Linked DNA regions of Homo sapiens: region 1 is linked to region 2. A link is a contact called in ENCODE Hi-C or POLR2A ChIA-PET data. All regions are on one chromosome and are shown on one strand. The core of a region is the stretch at or near the end of the contact, and the rest is flanking DNA. Distances in the headings are between cores, read along the strand shown. Region 1 holds the start of SH2D3A (SH2 domain containing 3A). Region 2 holds the start of SAFB (scaffold attachment factor B).

What was found. Hi-C counts contacts between places; a loop is a spot of excess contacts on that map. ChIA-PET counts read pairs that join two places held with the same protein, here RNA polymerase II (POLR2A). Pooled maps may share reads with other maps.
Region 1: a loop to region 2 is called in a pooled map, with 5 times the contacts of the local background. The contact joins the promoter of SH2D3A here to the promoter of SAFB in region 2. A Hi-C loop is called at or near these places in 6 of 50 pooled maps. POLR2A ChIA-PET finds 5 or more read pairs at or near these places in 2 of 52 experiments (AG04449 and activated CD4-positive, alpha-beta T cell).

Annotation. Positions count from the first base shown.
Region 1 is chr19:6,761,624-6,768,908 of GRCh38, reverse strand. SH2D3A (SH2 domain containing 3A) reads left to right here and starts at 1,474. Exons shown (of 10, transcript NM_005490.3): 1 at 1,474-1,522; 2 at 5,093-5,229. The coding sequence starts at 5,161. RefSeq lists a silencer at 936-995 and an enhancer at 3,084-3,984.
Region 2 is chr19:5,621,475-5,627,968 of GRCh38, reverse strand. SAFB (scaffold attachment factor B) reads right to left here and starts at 4,886. Exons shown (of 21, transcript NM_001201338.2): 1 at 4,575-4,886; 2 at 1,480-1,564. The coding sequence starts at 4,763. SAFB2 (scaffold attachment factor B2) reads left to right here and starts at 5,193. Exons shown (of 21, transcript NM_014649.3): 1 at 5,193-5,439. The coding sequence starts at 5,254. RefSeq lists enhancers at 3,724-4,455, 4,456-5,188, 5,109-5,448, 5,922-6,494 and silencers at 4,429-4,478, 5,449-5,568.

The DNA.
Region 1 (7,285 bases), core at 225-2,724, 1.1 Mb before region 2:
GACCAGTCTGGCCGAGACCCCATCTCTACTAAAAATACAAAAATTAGCCTGTAATCCCAGCTACTCGGGAGTCTACAGCCGGAGAATCGCTTGAACCGGGGAGGTGGAGGTTGCAGTGAGCTGAGACTGCTGCCACTGCACTCCAGTCTGGGCAACGAGAGTGAAACTCCATCTCAAAAAATAAAATAAAATAAAATAAAGGCAAGTTGACAGAACAGCCCTTGTGTACAGTAAGTGCTCAATAAATGTTAGCTGCTGCTACTGCTTTTAAGACTGTGGTTACTGGGGCCAAGCACAGTGGTTCATGCTTGCTTGTAATCTCAGCGCTCTGGGAGGCCAAGGCAGGAAGTTCGCATGAGCCCAGGAGTTCCAGAGCCTGGGCAGCATAGTAAGACGCCACATCTACAAAAAATAAAATAAAATCAGCTGGGTGTGGTGGTGTGCACCTTTAGTCTCAGCTGCTTGGAAGGCTGAAGCGGGAGGATAGCTTAAGCCCAGGAGGTTGAGGCTACAGTGAGCTATGATCACCACTGCACTCCGGCCTGGGCAATATAGCAAGACCCTGTCTCTACAAGACAAGACTGATGTTAATATGAGGAACTCATCAATAAACGTGGCCAAAGAGTCCTCTCTCTTGCACTAGGTCCCTGTCACCTTTTCTCTTGTTCGTCTCCAGGCATCACGATGGAAGTCCCCCCCACCCTTCTTCCCACCTGGGAAACCACCTGAATGATTTGCCTTCCACCTCCACCAAAGTCCCGCCCCGCTCCAGCGTGCTGTCACTGAAGGAAGCTGTCGCGTTTTCCCGGACGTCTCTCCACAAAACCCGCCACCTAAATGGGGCTTCTTTCCGGAAAATCCGGGAGGGCGGTCTGGAGGAAGCGTACCCCTCCTTACGTCACAGCTGCCGCAGCTACCCCAGCCTGGCGTAAGAGCCCGAGGGAGTTGCCCTGCCCTGACCCGGAGCCTTGGCGGGGAGGGGAGAGAGGCACCCCACTCCACCCCGCCCTGGTCCCAAAGGGCCATGGGTGCTTGGGGCCGCCTGGGTGGAAGGGAGGGGCAGGGTTCTAAGGGGCGGGAACGTTGGGATGAAATTTCTTCTATTGCCCTAAGGGGCGGGGCTGAGAAGGAGGTGGCTGCGGGTGGGCGTAGTCATTCGGCGGTGGTCGTGGCTATATACAAGGGGAGGGGCCACTGGCAGGAAAGGATGCGTGGTGCTCCCCTAGTGGGCGGGGTCTATGGAGAAAGCGGTGCGATGCAGAAGGAGGCGTGGCTAGTAGCAAAAAAAATGGTTTTAAGGGGGCGGAGCAAGGGCCTGGGAAGTTAGTTTGAGGCGGGGCCCGCAGGGGGCGGGGTCTGCAGGAGGTGTGGTCAGGTAACTGGGCTGAGTTCCCACTAGGTGTGGTCTGGGAAGGCTGGGGCGGTGGCAAGGTGGAGGGCGGGGGTGACAGCAGCCCGGAGCCGCGGAGCCTCAGCTTCCGCCTGGACCCAGCCTCGTGGGAGCCCCGCGGGTCCTGCCCAGGTGAGTGGAGCCCCAGGGCAGATCCAGAACCAGGATTATTGGGATGGGGAGTCCTCTCTTTCCAGGTGGGGTCACCGGCTCGCAGGGAGGATCTGGGGTAGAAGAGGTCGCCTCGCGAATGAGAGGGTCGCTGTGCGTTACGCGTGTCGGTGTGCTCGGGCTCACCTGGGCGTGCCTCTCTAAGTGTATTTCCTGTGCAGCACAGAAAGCCATTGTTTCCATTTTTGCCTGAGTGATCCTCTTAAACGGCGAATCAGATCGGGCCCCTCCTTCACTTAAAACCCTTGGGTCATAGAGATTAAAATTCAAAGTCCACTAGTTTTTGCCTAGTCTCTCCTCCTGATCTCTCCAACCTCATTGCCCTCCTATCTACTCCTTCCTCATCGTATTCCGGCTACACCAGCCGCCTTGATGATGTAAAATGTAAAAAGCAAGTCCATCTCAGCTCCAGGCCTTTACCCTTACTGTACCCCTCACCCAGGCGACTCCTCCAAATCTTTGCCTAACTGCCTCCTTCTGTACTGAGGTCTCAGTTCCAATGTCACTTTATAGGAGAGGCTGTCCTGTCCAGCCTCCTCTATCACATCTCCCTGGCTTATCACTTTCATTGATAACTCTTAGAAATGGTCTGTCTTCTCCATTCATCTTGTGCTCGTTTGCAGTCTGTCTTGCGCAGCCGACTGCAAGCTCTGGAGGGCAGGGTGGTGCCGAGCTTTAATCTCCTTAGTCACTGTATCTCTAGGTCCTAGAACAGAGCCTGGTGCACAGCAAGTGCTCCAGCAATGGTCGTCCAACGTCAAAAGCGAGTCCTGCCTACATCTGTGTTTGTGTTGCCTGTGCTGGTGGTTCCCACCCTCCACGTCCTCCCCACACGTGGACACATGTTTATGATCCAACTGGAACATGAATAATCCCCTCTCTCCTCTCTCTATGCTTGGTCTGATTCCTGATTCTGCCCGTTTCTTCTCTTCCGTGCCCGAATAAATGATCCCAAAGGACTCAGAGGCAGGAGATGGCTTAGTTGGCCTTTGGCTGACCTATGGCCACCCTGTGTCCTCAAACTAACCAGAACCTTGCCATTGACTCAACTTCACTCTCACTAAGGGAGACACAAGACAGGAACTTGGGGTTGGGAAACTCTGCGACCGAGGCTAGCCCTGGTCCAGGTGACAAACAGGAAGTGCGCAGGCATTGCAAAGACACACCTGGCTTCAGGTATGCGGCACTGGCAGCTGGCTCCCTGCCCAGCGCTCCTCCCCTAAAGCCACCTAGGGCTGGTCTGGGAACTTCCTGCTGACTCAGGAGGCAGGAATTTCTCTGCAGACCCCACCAGAAGACTTTGCAGGGCTGCAGGGAGAGCTTGCAGGAGAGTAAGAAGCAGATTATCTTCTTCTGGACCATCCAGAGAAATCTCCCCCACCAGACACCTGAGACACACTGGCCCTGAGGCCTGTGAGATTATCGGGAAACTACCAAAATGTCTGAGATCCAAATTCAATCATCATGATAACCACATGTATGGGCTCCGAAATAGAAGGATCTGCAAAGGCAACATTGCTGTTTGCTGACATTGCTACAAAATGTGACCTTTTAAAAATCTTAACCCTGGGGTTACATTCTTTTTTTTTTTTTTTTTTTTGAGACGGAGTCTTGCTCTGTCACCCAGGCTGGAGTGCAGTGGTGTGATCTCGGTTCACTGCAGGGTCTGCCTCCTGGATTCAAGCGATTCTCTCTCCTCAGCCTCCTGAGTAGCTGGGACTACAGGCACACGCCACCATGCCTGGCTAATTTTTGTATTTTTAGTAGAGACGGGGTTTCACTGTGTTGACCAGGCTGGTCTCAAACTCCTGACCTCAGATGATCCACCCACCTCTGCCTCCCAAAGTGCTAGGATTACAAGAGTGAGCCACCGCGCCTGGCCCCCAGCGTTGCATTCTAAAGCAAAGAATAGGGGTTAGATCTGCACCTATCCTGAGAACCTCTGAGTGTGCGCATAGGTTGCCGAGAAGCCATGGATGTTTGTAAGTTAAATTCCCCCTGACTGGGATGTTTTTTCACCCAGAGTCACCTGGCACACTCCCCAGAATTCCTTCCAGACTTTACTCAATGAGACCTTTCCTGGTCACATGATCAAAAATGTTCACCCAGCCTGGGCAACGTGGCAAGACCCAATCTCTACATATATATTTAAAAATTAGCCAGGCACAGCCAGACGCAGTGGCTCATGCTGGTAATCCCAGTGCTTTGGGAGGCTGAGGAGGGTGGATCACCTGAGGTCAGGAGTTCGAGACCAGCCTGGCCAACATGGAGAAACCCCATCTCTATTAAAAATATTTTAAAAATTAGCCAGGCATGGTGGCACACACCTGTAGTCCCAGCTACTGAGGAGGCCGATGCACGAGAATTGCTTGAAACCAGCAGGCGGAAGTTGCAATGAACTGAGATCATGCCACTGCACTCCAGCCTGGGCAACAGAGTGAGACTTGATCTCAAAAAAAAAAAAAAAAAAAAAAATTAGCCAGGTACAGTGGCCCACGCTCATAGTCCCAGCTACTCAGAAGGATGAGGTGGGAGAATCACTTGAGCCCAGGAGGTCAAGGCCGCAATGAGCTGTGATTGCACCACTGCAGTCCAGCCTGGGCAATAAAGCAAGACTCTGTCTCAAAAAAAAAAGAGTGTTCACCCTAGCACCTGTACTTTCATTATATCCCATCCATGGTTTAGTTTTTTTGTCTAGCACTCACTCATGTATGCCATCATCTAGTTCTTTTCTGAGGTGCTGCTCCCCAGTAGAATGTCAGCTCCCAAGGACAGAGATTTCCATCTGTTTTGTTCAATGCTATGTCTCTAGGGCCTAGAACAGAGCCTGGGACCCCATAAGGTGCTGAATAAATAGGGGTTCAGTGAATTCATTAATTACATTTCTGCAAGATGGGGTGGCATGTTGTCATCTTCAGCCATTTTTTTTTTCTTCGATTGCATTATATTTGGAACAGGCACGATGGTGACATCTGTAATCCCAACTACTTGGGAGGCTGAGGCTAGAGGATTCCTTGAGCCCAGGAATTCAAGGCTAAAGTGTGCTATGATCACACCTGTGAATAGCACTGCACTCCAGCCTGGGCAACACATAAGACCTCTCTCTTTAAATGTAAAAAAAAAAGTCTGCGTGCAGTGGCTTATGCCTGTAATCCCAGCACTTTGGGAGGCTGAGGCAGGTGGATCACCTGAGGTCAGGAGTTCAAGACCAGCCTGGCGAACACAGTGAAACCCTGTCTCTACTACAAATATAAAAAAAGAAAAAACATTAGCTGGGTGTGGTGGTGCATGCCTGTAATCCCAGCTACTTGGGAGGCTGAGGCAGGAGAATCGCTTGAATCTGGGAGGCAGAGGTTGCAGTGAGCCAAGATCGCACCATTGCACTCCAGCCTGGGTGATAGAATGAGACTCTGTCTCAAAAAAAAAAAAAAAAAAAAAAAAAGATTTGATGGAGCTGTCTCCAAAATTAAGAAGAGGATGAAAGGAGCTGACCCAGACACTCAAGCAGGGCTAATTATTCCCCTTTTACAGATGTGGAAGACTGAGGCCTGTTGAAAGTGCAGAGCTCAGCCCTGGCACCCTCTGTTCCCAAGAGCTCCATGCAGGTGCCACAGGATGGAGAAGACCTTGCTGGCCAACCTTGGTACCACGGCCTCCTGTCCCGCCAGGTACCACCCACAGCAGGACCTCAGCACCATCTGGTGGGGAGCCTCTCCCACCCTTGCTGAGGATTCCTGGGTCCCTGGATGAGGGACTTAGTGCCAAGGTCTATTGGGACAGGTGGCAGAGGGCTGGGGACTGTCTTGAAGGTTGGCTGGCTGGGGACTGTCACTATATTTAAATTATCACTTTCTTTGGGATGATGAGATTGGTGATGGAGCTTAAGGAGAGTCCTAATGCCCCCAAACTACTCTTGGCTCTGGCCGTCTCTCCCTCTGAACTCCATCTACCTCCTGGTATTTCCCTCTAAATGTGAGGCTCCCAAGCCAGGCATGGTGGCTCACGCCTGTAATCCCAACAGTTTGAAAGGCCGAGGTGGGCGGATCACTTGAAGTCAGGAGTTCAAGACCAGCCTGGCCAACATTGTGAAACCCCATCTCTAATAAAAATACAAAAATTAGCCAGACATGGTGGTATGCGCCTGTAGTCTCAGCTACTTGGGAGGCTGAGGCAGGAGAATCTCTTGAACCCAGGAGGCAGAGGTTGTAGTGAGCCACAATTGTGCCACTGCACTCCAGACTGGGTAACAGAGCGAGACTCTGTCAAAAACATAAATAAATAAACAAACAAATAAATCTGAGGCTCCCACCTCCATCTGAAACTCAGTTGTCACCCCCAAAAATTCTGGGACCCTGAGCATCTCATGAAATCATGAGAGGCAGTAGAACTTAATAGTTAAAATCCCATAATTGAGACCCAGACACCCTAGGTTCAAATCCAAACCCTACAATTTATATTGTATGTGACCTTGGGCAGGACATTTGACCTCTCTGGGCCTCAGTCTCCCGATCTTTAACATAGGGATAGCAGGCCAGGCATGTTGGCTCATGCCTGTAATCCCAGCACTTTGGGAGGCTGAGGCAGGAGGATCACTTGAGGTCAGGAGTTCCAAACCAGTCTGGGCAACATAGCAGAACTCTGTCTCTACACAAAAAAAAAAAAAAAAGCGAAAATTATCCAGGCATGGGTGGCATGTACCTGTTGTCCCAACTACTCAGGAGGCTGAGATGGGAGGATTGCTTAAGCCCAGGAGGTCAAGGCTGTGAGTGAGCCATGAGTGCTCCACTGCACTCAGCCTGGGCAATCGAGAGAGACCTTGACTCAAAAAAAAAAAAAAAAAAAAAAGGCCGGAAGAAAAAAATGGGCCGGGCATGGTGACTCATGCCTGTAATCCTAGCACTTTGGGAGGCCGAGGTGGGTAGATCACCTGAAGTCAGGAGTTCGAGACCAGCCTGACCTATATGATGAAACCCCCTCTCTACTAAAAATACAAAAAAGTAGCCAGGCATGGTGGCATGCACCTGTAATCCCAGCTACTCGGGAGGCTGAGACAGCAGAATCGCTTGAACCCAGGAGGCAGAGGTTGCAGTGAGCCGAGATTGTGCCATTGCACTCCAGCCTGAGCAACAAGAGTGAAACTCCGTCCCAAAGAACAACAACAAAAAAAGGTATAATAATACCTACCACCCTTGTTACAGGAATTACAAGAGTTAACACCCTTTACATTTAAAGCAGTGCTTGACATATAGTAAGGGCTACACACGTGTGTCTGCTACATCTATTATTTAGTCCCCAGACCCCATGTTCAGCTCTACTTTGCCTCTCTCTGGGGTCCTGGCCCTTCTACCTGCCTCCCCAAGCCTTTTTTTTGTTTTTTTTTTTGTTTTTTTTTTGTTTTTGAGACATGATCTCACTCTGTCACCCATGCTGGAGTGCAATGGCTCCATCTCGGCTCACTGCAACCTCTGCCTCCTGGGTTCAAGCGATTCTCCCACCTCAGCCTCCTGAGTAGCTGGAATGACAGGTGCACACCACCACGCTCAGCTAATTTTTATATTTTTTGGTAGAGACAGGGTTTTGCCATGTTGCCCAGGCTGGTCTCAAACTCCTGATCTCAAGTGATCTGCCTACCTCAGCCTCCCAAAGTGCTGGGATTACAGGTGTGAGCCACTGTGCCCCACCCTTCCTACCCTATTTTGACACCAGCCACCACAGCTGGCATAA
Region 2 (6,494 bases), core at 3,637-6,136:
TCAGCTGATTCTTTCTTAAGCCAATAGTTGAGTGTTACCAAGTTAAACCATTGAAGGGGAAAGAAAGATAAACAAGACACAGCCCTAGTCCTCATCAATCTGCTCTTGACAGAAGGCAAGATGACATAAATATTAAACCAAGGGGTAAGGAACTATGCCACGGGAGGACAGAGGACCCAAGGAGACGAGTTGCTATTGGTGGGATGGATCAGTTGTCTTTTGAGGAACTAGGTCTCTAAGGCAGACAGATGGGGAAGGGTGGGCGGAGCGAAGTCACAGAGAACCAGGAGAGTAAATCACGTGTTTGGGGCCTGACTAAAGCACAGGGTGTGGGGGATGGGCAAGAGAGATTTCGGTAAGATGGTGAGAGTCATGTCATGTGGAATGTGACTTTTACTGTATAAGCTGCTTTTAAAAGAAATGTTAAAGTGACAATTCTGTTTTTGCCAAGTGCTGTTTATAAGGGATGTTATTTTCTCCAAGTCCAAGCAATAGGAGGCTCAGGCAGTCCTACTTTTTGGACTCCATGTTGGAGTTCAGTGGTGCCATGATAGCTCAGTGCAACCCTGAACTCCTGGGTTCAAATGATCCTCCCGCCTTAGCCTCCCAAGTAGCTAGGAAAACAGGCGTGCCTCGACGCCTAGGTACTTTTTTTTTTTGGCAGTGGATAGAGGCAGCCCAGGCTGGTCTCAAACTCCTAGACTGAAACCATTCTCCTGCCTTGGGTTCCCAAAGTGTTGGGATTACAGGTGAGAGACACTGTGCCCCGCCCCCACCCCCCTTTTTTTTAAGAGAGACTGGGTCTTGCTCTGTCACCCAGGCTGGAGTGCAGTGGTGCAATCATTAGGTCATTGCAGGCTTGAGCTCCTGGGCTCAAGTGATCCCCCTCCTAAAACTCCCAAGTAGCTGGGATCACAGGTGCATGCCATCATGCCTGGCTAATTTCTTTTTGGTGGGGATGGGGGTCTCCCTATGTTGCCCAAGCTGATCTCAACCTCCTGGGGTCAAGTAATCCTTCCGGTTCAGCCTCCCAAGCAGCTGGGACCACAGATGCATGCCACCACACCGGGCCTTTAAAAGTTTTTTTGTAGAGCTGGGTTTTGCTATGTTGCCCAGGCTGGTCTTGAACTCCCAGGCTCATGTGATCCTCCTACCACAGCCCCGAGTCGCCTGGAATTACAGGCACACGCCACTGTGACTGACTCCCAAAAGACTCCTTATTTAAGGACCGCTGACAATCTACAGAGGAAAATGAATAAAGGACAAATACTCCTTCCATCCTCCATTGGAATTCCCAGATACCAAGAAAACAAAACACAGTAGAGAGATCTTGAAAGAAAATGCAAAGCTTCGCTGAAGGCTCCCAGTTCAGAGTGGTTCACAAGTCCAACACACAGACAAGTAAACGAGGCACATTAGCAATGTATTCGTTTTGAAGAAAGCACTTAACATGAAACTTGCTTATGAAATCCTCCATACCTTTGCTAGACCTCTTTGATGTTTTCTTGTTTCCCTCGGAGGTAATTTCAATTTCGTCAGGATTACCACCTTCATCTTCAATTGCCTAAAAAGAAGGGAAAAGTAAAGTTGATCCAAAAAGTCAGCTCACACACTGCTTTCAGAGAGCTCTCAGGTGACAAGGAAACTGTATTTTTAAGATCAAAAAGCTGCTGCCGCCCTCACCACCCAGGACCTGTGGCCCATCCACTCATCTGTTATCTCGCTCTACACTGGAGACCGACTGACGCCACCAGTTCTTAGCTGGGTGGTCCCAGGCAGGTTTACTTAGGTGCTCAGTTTTTGCTTCTTCCTCTGGAACATGCGGCTAATAATAATACAGTACTTACCCTGGAAGGCTGTTGTGAGGACTCTACTAGCCATGAAAAGGAAGCACTCAACAAACAGTAGGCTTATCTGGTTCATCTCCTTCCTAAGCCCAGAAGAACTCAAAAAGGGAAAGGCACACTCTCCATTTCCCCTGACTTTACTCACAAAATACTCTTTAACCCTCCAGGGACTCCCTCCACGCCGTGCCTGTACTCAGTACTGTGTGGACAGAATACTAATGCTCGCTGACTGGGATCCTACTATGTGTTACGCACGAGACCCGTCACGACATGCATGACCTCATCCGATCCCCATCATGTACATTCACAACCGACTCCAGTACCTCATTCTCAACCACTAGGTGATTGTGCCTCATCGGATATTGAATTATAAGAATTTCTTGGCACGCCCAGCCTCCCACCCCAGGACTCTGTCACTCACTTCAACTATGCCCATCCTCAGCACAGTGCCTGGCATCAACTAAGCCATCAGTACCGAACACGTCAATCACGATGACGTCCCTAGAAACTTAGCTTCAGGTCAAGTTTTACTGATAACTTTTCCAGTCTTTACTCTCCAGTCCCATGAGCACAAGTTTTGTTTACATCATTTCATGTACTATGTTTTATCTGCAGAGGTTTGGAAGCCTCCAAGTTTCCCAGGTGGGTAAGTCTGAATTGAGATAGGGCCTGGGGGTTCCACATCTCATCTTTACCAGCAGCAACAAAAATCTCTCCTCTCAGAAGCCAGAAAAGGGACTGAAGTTCTTTCCTGGGATCAAGGAAAAGTACAATCACCAAGTCCCTCACCCTTTTCCCGGGGACAGGCAATTCTGAAACACCACCAGGAGAAGAGAAGCAATGCCCTAGGCAGGTGTCCTGTTTCCCCTTTTTGTTCTTTTGCCCTTCCTGGAAAAATAAACCAAGAAAGGGACACCAACAGGATGACAGAAACGGGAAGAGAATGAGATCAGGAACTCCAGACTGGCTTGGGTGAGTGGCAGACAGGGATATGGGCTGGCGGTATTCGTGTTTTGGGACCACATCTTGAAGAAAATGAAAAGGAGAAGGAAGAAGGAACAAATCTGTGCTCTCAGAGATGACAGCGAGTGATGGGAAGTCTCAGTCACCAGCTTGACAGGAAGATCACAGCAGCTTTTCAGGCCTATGGACCGTCCAGGGAGAAAAAAAGGATAAAGCCTCTTAATTTGGCTTAGCTGATGGGAGGCCCTGGTGGCGGGGCACCACACCTGACCAGCCGCCAATCTCCACTCTCTGCATTTTCTCTGGGTAAATATGTAGATCAGTGGGCTTCCTGCCTTATCTGAGTAAAGAGAATCCATAGTGAAAAGAAACACAAGCTTGAGCTTTTAAAAGGCCCATGTGACTCTGGCCGAGACAACTATCCACCCTTGAGCCCAGGGTTTCTCATCAGGAAAAAAAAAAAAAAAAAAATCCCTACTTCTTCTCATCACCAATTAATAATAAAGCCCTGTGATCTCCGTAGTTCCGGAGTCAGGATGGTGGGATGTGTCAACAGCCCCACTGCCTGCAGGGGCTGGGGGGTGGGCGGCCAGGCGGAGCAACTACAGGGGAGAGGTCCCAGAGTAGCCAGGTGGAAAAAAGGCAGAGAAAAAAAGCTACAGGAATAAGGAAACCGCAGGTGGCTAACCTTTACTTGCCTCTCTGCTTTTCCTAGGGATCCCTTTGAATCCCCCAAGGGAGGCGTTAGAGCCCCCGATCTGCAAATGAGGACTCGTGGTGGCACAGAGAGGAAAAGCGAATCGTGATGGCAACCACACACCGAGTGTTTACATGCGCCAGGCAGCACGCCAAGCCTGCTCCACGCAAACTTATTTAATCCCCAAATCAAAGTCCTATTGCTTTTTTGCTTCTTACAGGAGAAAAAAAAAAAAAAAGAATAGAAAAGAGGACTCAGAAGGGGTTCAAGGTCTCCTATGCCCAAGATCAGGCCACCGAGAGCTGGCAGGGTCCCCAAGTCCAGAGAGACTGACGGAGCTGGGGGAGCCCAGGCTCTGCCCGCCTCCCGGGCAGTTCTGAGGCTGGTTTTAAAGTCCACCCGGGGTCTCCCCTCATTTCACATTTCTGATCACTACCGTCAACACCACTTTTCCTTCCTGCCACGTTACTTCACCGAGCGAGTACCGGCAAACCGTGAAAACTGGATTGTGGTGGGTTTTTTTCTATTTTTCCCTTTGAGTATGTCCTACGGGTGTTTCCTTTGTAAATCAGCCCCGATTCAGGCTGGTCGGTCCCCTGTGGGTCACAAAGCATCTTCCCTGGGGAAACCAAGCAGCCGAATCAGGAATCCCAGGGCCTGGGTTCAAATCCCGACGCTGCCCGTCCTCGGCCGTGTGACCTTGGCCGAGTCCCTTCCCCTCGCCTGGGAAGTGAGGGTTTCAGGGTCTCCCCTCCAGGTACGGAGGAGGGGACGAGACGAGGGGAGAACCCTCCTCTCAGTGGACGATGTCACCCGTCACCGTTTCTCCTGCACGCGTGCCGTTTTTGTGGTTCTCCTGGCCCCATTGCGGCGTTAGGATTTGAACCCAGGCCCAGCCGGCCAAGGAACTCTCTCCGGGGCCTCGGAGGAGCCGGGGGACGCGAGAGCGCCAGGTCCGGCGAGGCCGCGAACGCGGCCGGGGGCGGACGCCAGGGCCCGCGAGCCACCGTCGCGGCCAAGAGGACCCCAGACCCACCCTGTGCCCGCCCTCGGGGCCCCAAATCCACCTTCTTCAGCCGCTCCATCAAAACGCTCTTGTTGCCGCTCGAGTCCACATTCCGTTTCCTCAGCTCCGCCCGCAGATCGATCACTCGCAGGTCGCTGAGGCGCCGCGTCCCGGTCTCTGACGAGGCGGAGCTCAGAGCCGCCGCGCCCGCCGCTCCAGAATCACCTAGGCCTGACAGAGTCTCCGCCATTCCAGGGACCCTGGCTCCGCCGCCCACTTTCCACAGAACCGGGCCGGTTTTATCAGGCTCCTAGCACAAAATGGCGCCGCCTGCGAGGGAACCGCTCCAGTCGCCCCAGCGCGCCTCGCTTCTGCGCAGGCGCACCAAGCGTAGGTTCTAGTATCCCGGTTGCAACTGCACATGCGCAGTGAGAACAACGCGGGGATGTGCGCAGACGCGTTGCGTCTCGTCAGCCTCCCGCCGGGAACTGCCGGGACGCATGCGAGCTGCAGATTCAGCGCTTGCGCGTTGTGCCGGGGAACCCGCGGTTGGTGGACGCGCGAGCGTCCTTGCTGCTAAGTACGCTAGTGGGGGCGGTGCGCGTGCGCGTGCGCGGCCGCAAAGCGGGGCGGGAGGAAACGAGTGCGTTTTCCTCTTAGGCGGCGCCATTTTGTGTTCAGAGCCGCTATAGCTGCCGGCGGTGTGCGACTGAGTCGGTGGCGAAGACGGGAACGCGACGATGGCGGAGACTCTGCCCGGGTCGGGCGACTCGGGCCCTGGCACGGCTTCTCTCGGCCCGGGCGTTGCGGAGACTGGGACGAGGCGGCTCAGCGAGCTGCGGGTGATCGATCTGCGGGCGGAGCTGAAGAAGCGGAACCTGGACACGGGCGGCAACAAGAGCGTCCTGATGGAGCGGCTCAAGAAGGTGAGGCGGCGCGGGGCTCGGGGGTGGCGCAGGAGGCCCGGGCACGCCCCCGCCTGCACCTGTCACCGCGGCTCCCGGACCCGGGGCGCCCTGGGTTCGCCCCGCGTCTTGGCCGACCCCGGTTCGAGGTGTCGGGCACCCAGGGGGCCGGCTGTGTGACCTTGGCCCGTCACCGCTCCTCTCTGTGCCTCCCTTCCTATCCTCTTTCCACCTTTTCTCCTCAAGCGCGCTCAGCGTGCGGTCTTCTCCGCTACCAGGGTGGCCCCGGGACCCCTCCTGGGGCTCCCGATCGAGCCTTGGCTCTGTGACCTTGGGCAGGTGCCTTTCTCTCTGTGCCTCAGTTTCCTCCTCCGGAGAATGGGTGTCTGGCGGACTCCAGAGCATTTACAGGAAAGGGGGCGGTGCTTGTTCTTGCCCCAGGGCTTTGGCCTTTACGAAGCTGTCCACCCGGGTCCCCCAGATCTTCTCGTGGCCGGCCCCTTGTTGTCATTTTGGGTCTGCCTGAGACATCACCTTCCTGAGCGCCCTTCCTAATGCGCTGCCCCACCTCCTTGCCAGCTCATCCTGCGTTTGTGTCGCACCTCGCTGAAAGCAGGGGCTAAATGCAAAATATTAAGGGGTTGGGAATTGTCTGTTTCCGCAACTGGAACAAACAACTTGAGCATAGGGAGGGAGCTTGTGGGTACCCAGTCCTGGACCCGGCAGGTGGCAGGCACTGAGGGACCTGTTGAATCTCCCCAGGCTGGCTGCTGTTCCTCCTCACCAGCGGTGGCCAGCCCTTCACCGAGGCCGGGCCAAGTGCAGCCTCTCTGTTCTAATTTGTCCCATCATATAACTTTAAAGTCGAAGGTTTGGCATTGTCGAGTTGAGTTGCCATTTTGGAACTGGTCCTTGACCCCAATTCTGGAGCTCCTGCTCACAGCCTCCCTCTCCTTTGTCATTTGGACCCAGAGAGACCCAAGTTGTGCGGGGTTCCTCCTCCGCCTTTTGGGCTTGCGGCCCAGATAGCTGACCCGGAGTTGCTCTTTGCAAGGACGGGTTTGCCTTTGTTTCAT